Linked DNA regions of Homo sapiens: region 2 is linked to region 1. A link is an interaction called in ENCODE POLR2A ChIA-PET data of the cell type or tissue named here. Cell type or tissue: HepG2. All regions are shown on one strand.

Region 1 (5,000 bases):
ATATCCTTCTGGCATCCATAGATGTTTTGAGATGAGGTCTCACTGTGTCGCCCAGGCTGGAGTGCAGTGGTGTGAAGATGGCTCACTGGGGCCTTGACTGTCTGGGCTCAAGTGATCCTCCAGCTTCAGCCTCCCCAGTAGCTGGAATTACAGGCACGTGCCACCATGCCTGGCTATTTATTTTTATTATTGTTATTATTTGTAGAAATGGGGTCTTGCCATGTTGCCCAAGCCGATCTCGAACTCCTGGGCTCAAGCAATCCTCTTGCCTTGGCCTCCCAAAGTGCTGGGATTATAGGCGTAAGCCCCTCAAAGTGCTGGGATTACAGGCGTAAGTCTCCCAAAGTGCTGGGATTATAGGCGTAAGCCACTGTGCCTGGCAGACGTCCATAGATTCTGATGGAAAATCTGCTGTCGCATGAGTTGTTCCCTATAGGTAACAGTTCATTTCTCTCTAACTGCTTTAAAGATTCTTTAATTTTCAAAAGTTTGATATTTTACTTTTTCAATTGTCATAAAACATAACATAAAATTCACTATCTCAACTATTTTAAGTGTATGGTTTAGTAGTATTAAGTATATTCACATTATGCAACTAATCTTCAGAACTATCTTGCAAAATTGAAACTCTGTATCTATTAGACAATAACTACTCATTTTCAAAAGTTTGATTTTGATTTTGTCTAGGAGTGGATTACTTTGCATTTATCTTATTTGGGATTCAGTCAGCTTCCTGAATCTGTAAGATTATGTCTTTTGCAAAATTTGGGGAAATTTCAGCCATTATTTCTTCAGGTCCAGTTTCTTTTTTCCCTTTCTGGGACTCTGATGACATAAATGTTAAATCTTTTGTTAATGTTCACCAGGCTCTTGAGGCTCTGTTCATTTTCCAGTTTATTTTTTCTCTATTGTTCATTTCTATTGCTTTATCTCCAATGTTATTCTTTCCTATCATCTCCATTCTTCTATCTAGCCCATGTAGTAAGTTTATTTGTTACTGTATTTTTCAGTTCTAAAATTTCTATTTGGTTCTTCCTTATGGCTTCCATTTCTTTTCTGAGACTAATTTTTCATTTGTTTCAAGAGTGTTTGTGATTGCTCACTGAGGCATTTTTGTGATGGCTGCTTTAAAATTCTGGTCTGATAATTACAACATCTGAATTATCACAGTGATGATGTGTGTTGACTGTCTTTTCTCACTCATGTTGCGATTTTCCTGGTTTTTGGTATAAGTGATTTTTTACTGTCTAATGGATATTTGGAGATTATAGGACTCTTTCCTATTTAATCTTTTTTTTTTTTTCCCCGAAGCAGGCAGTCCTCCTGTTGAGGTGGAGTGTGTATGTTCAACTTCCCTCTGGGCCGCACCAACATCACCCAGGCAAAAGTGGAGCAATGACTCACACTGTTTTGTTGCAGATGGGTGGGACGGAAGTTCAGCTCCACTCTTAGTCCCAATGAAAGTAGGGCACCAACCTGTATCACCTCACTGCCTCTGAGTAGGGGTGTAAGCTCACCTCCCTGCTGGGCCCCACTGATGACAGGGAGGAGGAAAGCAGAGGGCTGACTCAAACTTCTTTGTTGCTGCACTATAAAGCCAAAAGCTCAGCTCCCCAAAGGACCCAGCTAACAACAGGGGAGGGTAGAGAAGGAAGCAGAATGCCAACTAGCCCTGCCACCCATCACTTGCCAGATGGGAGTGAAGGCTCAGTTCTCCACTGGGCCCCACTGACATTAGTGGAGGTAAGATGTGTTGAGAATCCTACCTCCAACCATCTTGTTCTGCCTCGTTGATGTAAGGTGAGGGTAGAGTATGGATTAGCCCTGGCTCACGTCACCTTGTTAAGTGTCATTGCTTCTGGGTTGGGGTGGAGGCTCAATCTGCTACTAGACCCCACTGCTGCTAGACACCACCCTGGCAAGAGCATAACTTCCTTCAGCTTGAAGTGGAATGAGGGAAAACGCTTCCTGCCTGGTCTGCCAAAACCACCCAGCAGGGGGAACCAAAGTGCTGTCTGCTTTTGCTGGGCAAAGAAATGGGTGCTTAGGTCTCTGATCTCCCCAGCCCACACCACTGGGTTGGGGAGTGAGAGCACTGTTATTTGCTTCTTTGGGGTGGGGTGGGGTGGGGTTTTTCTGATGGTATTTGGCCAGGGTAGGGTGAGTATTGTCAAAAAGGTTTAGACTTACTTGGCTACCTTTCCCCCAGTTGTTTGTCTAAAGGAAACAGGCTTTTTCTCAGAGCTCTTTTTGTCTGTGACTGTTGGCAGTTCTAGTTTGGAGGCTTTCATAGCACCCTGTCTAGGATATATGGGAGGTGACAGGAAGAACACAAATAGTGAATTCCCTGGGTTTTCTTGAGTCTCGAGGTCTGCAGGCTGTTTGCCTTCTTTTTCCACCTTTAGAGTGTTCCTGTGCTTGTTTGTTATGTCTACAGTGTTTTCGCTGTAAGGGAGATCAAGGAGGAATAGGGGTCCTCTATCTTGGCAGAACCAGATGTATCCTCCAAGTGATTAATTTTTATGTTGAAAATAACATTTATTTTCTAATTTTCCACATTATGGTTGAAAATGTACTACAGAAAACTGCTGTAACATTATAGGTCATAATTTCCTCCTAAAGATCCAATTACATCTGCTTATATTATTCTTTACTAATTTACCTTGTTTCATGCTATTAAACTTCCTGCCCACCCTAGTACTTCTAGACTTTAATGTTCCAAAAGAAAATAAATCCATTTAATTCATTTTCACCTAGTAGTATACTATACATACTCAGAAGAGCTGGCGGGGGAGGGGAGGTGGTGGGCAGGAGATAGCTTTAAAACTCATTTATGAGCTCTTCTTTTTATTAATCCAAGGCAAAACTTATTTTTAATTTGCCTATGACATTTCTCTAAGGATTACTTAATATGAACATCCATTTTGATAGCTATTACTCTTGAATTATACCAACAGCCAGCAGGAACTTGAAGGAAAAGAGGCAAATAAGGTTTTGTTTTATTTGCATTTTTACTTCTTCAAATAACATACCTGTATACGTTACTTCACTTGAGATGGATTCCTGAATTCATTTATCTGTTGACTTATATTTAATTTCAGAGATTCTAGGCATATTATCTTCCTATTAAGATTAATAATTAATCTTCAATTAACTCTTGCACTTTTGCTTTAAATAAGAAACTATAGACTAGTTTAGGCCGAGGAGACTCTAAGGAAAAATATCACTGCCCCAATCTTTGTTTTCTTTCTGTAACTTTCTTTTTTAAGTTCTATAACCAATATTTAATTCTTTGTTGTGTTCCTCTAGGAATTCCACTCTGGCTGAGAGAAAGGGTGCCCTAGGTGAGAGGTATCCTAAGGCACTTTCATAGAACCTAGAGCTCTATTAACCCATTTGGAAAACCACTATTTTAGGAAAAGCCTTGTATTTATCAAATCTAAAAAGAAAGAAAATATCTTAAAAGCACGTATTGAAACTAAGTTTTCTGAGAAGAAATACATATACAAGGAACTTCCCTATCAGCATTAGAACAAAAGCCAACTTAAGTCCCTAAAACGGTAACAAAATAAGCACGTGAATTATGTATACGAATGGACAAGAAGCACATGAAAAGATCCTTAACATCATCAGTCATTAGAGAAATGCAAATCAAAACCACAATGAGATACCATTTCACACCCAGTAGGATGGTTATAGTAAAAAAGACAATAATAAGTGATGGCAAGGATACGGAAAAGCTGGAACTCTCATACACTGCTGATGGGAATGTAAAATGGTACAGGCCAGCTGGAAAAGTTTGGCAGTACCTCAAAAAGCTAAACATAGATTTACCATATGACTCAGCAATTCTACTCCTAGGTATATATCCAAGAAAACTGGAAACATGTGTTCACATAAAAACTTAATACGAATGTTCACAGCAGCATTATTCATAATAGCCAAAAGGTAGAAACAATTTCCAACGTCCATCAACTGATAAATGGATAAACAAACTGTGGTATATCCATAAAATAGATTATTCAGCCACATAAAAGAATGAAGTCTTCCTACATGCTACAACATGTATGAACCTTGAAACATGCAAGAACCTTGAAAACAGACACAAAGGCCACATACTGTAGGATTCCATTAATATGAAATGTCCAGAATAGGTGAATCTAGAGACAGAAAATAGATTAGTGATTGCCAGGGACTGGGGGAATGGAGGAAATGGGGAGTGACCGCTAACATGTATGAAATTTCTTTTTGGGGGTGATGAAAATGTTCTAGGAAATAGATAGTGGTGATGGCTGCACAACCTTGGGAATATAGTAAAAGCCACGAATCATATACAAGGGTGAATTTTATAGTATGTAAATATCTCAATTAAAAAAGGAATTAGGCTGGGTAAGGTGGCTCATGCCTGTAATCCCAGCATTTTGGGAGGCCAAGGCGGGCGGATCACCTGAGGCCAGAAGTTCGAGACCAACCTGGCCAACATGGCAAAACCCTGTCTCTACTAAAAATACAAAAAATTAGCCAGGCGTGGTGGTGGGCACCTGTAATCCCAGGTACCTGGGAGGCAGAGGCAGGAGAATCACTTGAACCCGGGAGGCAGAGGCTGCAGTGAGCTGAGACTGCACCACTGCATACTCCAGCCTGGGCAATAGAGCAAAATTTCGTCTCAAAAAAAAAAAAAAAAAAAAAAAAAAAAAAGGAATTAGGCCGGATGCAGTGGCTCATGCCTGTAATCTCATCACTTTGGGAGGCAAAGGCAGATGGATCACCCTGAGGTCAGGAGTTTGAGACCAGCCTGGCCAACATGGAGAAACCCCATTTCTACCAAAAATACAAAAATTAGCCAGGCGTGGTGGTGGGCACCTGTAGTTCCAGCTACTCGGGAGGCTGAGGCAGGAGAATAACTTGAACCCAGGAGGCAGAGGTTGCAGTGAGCCAAGATTGAGCCACTGAACTCCAGCCTGGGTGACAGAGAAGAAATACATATACAAGGACCTTCC
Region 2 (5,000 bases), 240 kb after region 1:
AAAATGAACTAGAAGACCACAGTCAGGTTGTGATACTCCAGGCATATCTCAGTGTAAAGAGCACTAGTCATTTACAGAGATGCCCAAGCCCCAACTCTGGCCATTAACTTTATCCAACAGCTATCACCAGCCTTTTAGCAATGCTATTACAGGGGAGTAGAGCCGCTACTTTAGTTTCTGGTGTTAAACCTTTCAGTCCTCACTGTAACAGATGCTATCAGTACCCTGCCCATATCTCCTTGGCATTACTGCTATTTACTGTGACCACATGTGATTCTCTGCCCGAGGATGTTTTTCATGGTTGCAAAGAAAACTTAGTCTGAAGCACTGAAGAGTAAATGCCTCCAGAAGTAGCCCTTAGCCAAGAACCAACGGGAAGTTGGTGCATAAGTATCCTAGCTTCCTCAACCCTCAGGTGGAATAACTTGGAGGTAAGTCTACATAGTTTCCTAGAGTAGGATTGAGCTCCAGTTGCCCATACTGATAATTGTCTTGCTAACATGCGGTTTGTTTTTTTTTATACTTTAAGTTCTAGGGTACATGTGCACAACGTGCAGGTTTGTTACATATGTATACATGTGCCATGTTGGTGTGCTGCACCCATTAACTCGTCATTTACATTAGGTATATCTCCTAATGCTATCCCTCCCCCTTCCCCCCACCCCACAACAGGCCCCGGTGTGTGATGTTCCCCATCCTGTCTCCAAGTGTTCTCATTGTTCAATTCCCACCTATGAGTGAGAACATGCGGTGTTTGGTTTTCTGTCCTTGCGATAGTTTGCTGAGAATGATGGTTTCCAGCTTCATCCATGTCCCTAGACCTAAAACCATAAAAACCCTAGAAGAAAACCTAGGCAATACCATTCAGGACATAGGCATGGGCAAGGACTTCATGACTAAAACACCAAAAGCAATGGCAACAAAAGCCAAAATTGACAAATGGGATCTAATTAAACTAAAGAGCTTCTGCACAGCAAAAGAAAATACCATCAGAGTGAACAGGCAACCTACAGAATGGGAGAAAATTTTTACAATCTACCCATCTGACAAAGGGCTAATATCCAGAATCTACAAAGAACTTAAATTTACAAGAAAAAATCAAACAACCCCATCAAAAAGTAGGCGAAGGATATGAACAGACACTTCTCAAAAGAAGACATTTATGCAGTTAACAGACACATGAAAAAAAGCTCATCATCACTGGCCATCAGAGAAATGCAAATCAAAACCACAATGAGATACCAGCTAACATGCTGTTAATTGGCTTTCTTCCCTTCTCTATCTCAGTTCCCCAACTCCCCTACTGATGCTTCTTGGGATCATCTTCCAAATAAACCACTTGCATCCAAATCCTTGTCTCAGGCTTTGCTTACAGAGGTACTCAAACTAAGAAACCTATTCTCTTCTGATTGTAAAATGAAGCAGAGAAATGACCCCTAAAAAGTTAGCAAAAGAAGGAGGAAGCAATGGCAGAGTTCTAAATATTCCTCAGAACAAAAAAAAAAATGGAGCCCCTTGATAGGGACTATTTGTTAGTCTAGATTTGTGCTGTCCAGTATGGTAGCCACTAGCCACAATGTGGCCATTGAGCACTTCAAATGTGGCTAGAACACATGAGGAAATAGATTTTTAATTTTATTTAATTTTAATTGGTTTAATTTTAAATAGCCATGTGTGGCTAGTGGCTACTGTATTGAACAACACAGAATATGGAACATGTCCATCATTGCAGAAATAATTTCTATTGGACAGCACTGGAAGAAGGGGAGGAAAATTTCTTCAACAAAGGGCCAGATAGTAAATATTTTAGGCTTTGTGGGCCATATGATCTCTATTGCAATGACTCAACTCCGCTGTTGTAGTGTGAAAGTAGCCATAGATAGTAGGTAGGTAAATGAATGAGTATGGCTATGTCCCAATGAAAGTACATGGACACTGAAATTTTAATTCATATAATTTTGATATGTCACCAAATGTCTTTTGTTTTTTAAATCCATCCAATTGAAAATGTACAGCCATTCTTAGCTCATGAGACTGTACAAAGACAAGTGGTGGGCCATTGTTTGCTGACCCCTGTTCTAGACTAACATCATCATGAATCATTACTAAGGGGATCATTATTAAGATGCCCTAGTGATCCAATGCAGATTGTGACACCAGTGACCAAAGTAGCAAGTGAGCTGTTTATTCAAAAGGAAATCAACTTTTGGAGACAGAAAGCTTTGTTTAGAGTGTGGATTACTCATTTTTTGTTTGTTTTTTAGATGGGGTCTTGTTCTGTCGCCCAGGCTGGAGTGTAGTGGCTCGACTGGCTCACTGCAACCTTCGTCTCCTGAGCTCAAGTGATCCTCCTACCTCAGCCTCTTGAGTAGCTGGGACTACAGGTAGGTGCCACCATGCCTGGCTATTTTTTTTTTTTTTTTTTTTTTGTGGTAGAGACGGGGTTTTGACATGTTGCCCAGGCTGATCAGAGTGTGGATTACTCTTAACCAAAGTTGGCAAGGGGAAATTTTTCTCTGATGTTTACAATGTTCCTTCCATGGCGGTCACTGAGAATCGTTAGGGCTGCTCTTGAGAAAATCATCGAAGCCTAGAATGTTCTGTTATCCCTACCCTGATCCATTTGGCACCTCACAACAGCATTCTCCTCGCATAGAGAAACCCAGGAGTGTCCTCTAACTTCTGGATTCCTATTTGTTTGCCCTGCCTGCTACATTTTTTTCTCCATCTCCTTCCCTTGCCACAAAGATCAATACTTAGGCCTGGCAGAGATTCACTCAAAGCTTTCAAATGGCTCCTAGCATGCTAAAAGGTTGGTTTTCAAAAAACACAGTGTTCTCAGAACATGAGGCCATCAAAATAGCTAATTTAATTTTGGGACACCAGGAATTAAAGAAGTGTTATCTATGTGACACAGAGAATTCTTTATTTTTGAGATCTGTTTCAGAGCCAGCTCAAAGCAAAATGGGGAGGGGCTGGAAGTAGGGCTGGGAATGTTTCCAGTTGGACAATTCAACATGACAGATCTCTACTGCAACTCAACAGAGAATTGGCCACATCAAGCTAAAGGATCAAAAATGAGGTACCTGGCAGGGATCAATAAAGCAGTAGGGGAGAGTCATTTCTGGAAAAGACTGAGCTATCAGCTCAGTTAGTTCTCAAGGGCTCCCCAAAGAAATGATGGGCACTGACGTTTTGTCAGCTTTGCCAACAGAACCCAGAGAACCAGCTGGTGTCTCTGATGCAAGCTCTTGCAGCAGTCAAAGGTCTTGAGGCAGTGGAGAAGCAGGCTTTTTTCCTTCCCTTTAAAAAAATGATGCATGGTGTTTCAGCAAAAAAAAATTGTAAAGGTAATATCCTCTTCAGCTGGGGTTTAAAACAGCCACTGAAAGCTCTTTGTAATCAATAATATAGATCTCATTATGGGCCCTACATTAAAGAGGTAGGAGCTATGTTAACTTCACAACTTCCTTGTGGGAAGAACAAGCAGAGATTGACCATGTGTGTTTTTATGTTTCTCAAACCAAATGCACATACTACAACAGAAGCAGCGCATTGCACCTGTGCTTTACCCTTTATTATGTTATCATTTGATTCTCACAACAACACCATGCTTATTTCTCTTAGAGGTAGGAAACAGAGCCTCGATGAGGTCGATTTGGCCAAGTCTCTCAATGAATGAATGAGGGAGTCAGGCTGCCATCCAAGTCTTGTATCTAATTCCAAAGCCAGTGCCTTGTTTTCTCTTTCATGCCGGCTGAGAGATTTTGTTGAGGGCAACAGTGAAGGCAGGGCCTAACTTAGGCGCAGGTGCTGGTGAAATGACACAGGCTTGCCTAGAGAGCCTGGCCTGGATGCTCCTCAGCTAAGCCCTCAGAGGGTTACAACGAATTCCATAAACAACTGAAAAAAAGTTTTTGAAGCCCATAGCAAGGCCAGATGTCCAGAGTGACCACTCTGTTCATTGCCGGCCAACTAGTTTAACCTCATAAATGTGTAACAAGAATCCCTATTCCCAGGCTAACTGCAGGTTTTCCCTCCCGCTGTCCCCGTCTCTTATAAATACCGTTTTGGCTTTGACTCAGTCCATCAACTGATTCCATCACACGCAAAGAAACAATTTGCATAAAAATTAAATATCTTTGAGTTGTTCTTCAACATAGCTAAACCACGTTGGGGCACCAGGATTATACACACTCTAAAATTAGGTACTGTTTAAATTTTTTTTCCCATTGAGCATGTGTTCCTTTTTTTAATTTTTTATTTATTTTTATTTTTATTATTATTATTATACTTTAGGTTTTAGGGTACATGTGCACAATGTGCAGGTTAGTTACATATGTATACATGTGCCATGCTGGTGTACTGCACCCATTAACTCGTCATTTAGCATTAGGTGTATCTCCTAATGCTATCCCTCCCCCCTCCCCCTCCCCCCACCCCACAACAGTCCCCAGAGTGTGATGTTCCCCTTCCTGTGTCCATGCGTTCTCATTGTTCAATTCCCAGCTATGAGTGAGAACATGCGGTGTTTGGTTTTTTGTTCTTGCAATAGTTTACTGAGAATGATGATTTCCAATTTCATCCATGTCCCTACAAAGGACATGAACTCATCATTTTTTATGGCTGCATAGTATTCCATGGTGTATATGTGCCACATTTTCTTAATCCAGTCTATCGTTGTTGGACATTTGGGTTGGTTCCAAGTCTTTGCTATTGTGAATAGTGCCGCAATAAACATATGTGTGCATATGTCTTCATAGCAGCATGATTTATAGTGGTATATATCCTTTTTTTTAAATGAAACTTTTATTTTGAGGTAATTGTAGACTCACTCACATACAGTTGTAAGAAATAATAAAGAGCTCCCTTGTGCCCTTTACCTAGTTTTCCCTGATGGTACCATCCTGCAAATGTAGAGTTCAATTGTATTTACTTTCATAATAAATGAAAAATTGTTGCATTGCTAAGGGGAGGAAATAAATAAGGAGGCAGCTGGA

Evidence for each region. ChIA-PET counts read pairs that join two places held together with the same protein. Peaks named below come from ENCODE experiments on the same cell type or tissue, not always from the same donor. Only the 100,000 strongest peaks of a DNase experiment are listed, where the experiment ranks them.
Region 2: POLR2A ChIA-PET joins it to region 1 with 5 read pairs; 1 of 35 experiments calls an interaction of 5 or more read pairs at or near these places.

The regions. Positions count from the first base shown.
Region 1 is chrX:20,251,122-20,256,121 of GRCh38, forward strand. All of the region lies in intron 1 of RPS6KA3 (ribosomal protein S6 kinase A3), which reads right to left. Among named protein-coding and RNA genes, the nearest start is that of RPS6KA3, 13 kb to the right of the region's middle. RefSeq lists an enhancer at 1,830-2,124. In HepG2, a CTCF peak has its summit at 1,990 (motif pointing right); a DNase peak (open chromatin) is centred at 2,010.
Region 2 is chrX:20,490,005-20,495,004 of GRCh38, forward strand. No RefSeq gene overlaps it. Among named protein-coding and RNA genes, the nearest start is that of RPS6KA3, 230 kb to the left of the region's middle. In HepG2, no CTCF peak of the experiment used is centred here; a DNase peak (open chromatin) is centred at 2,147.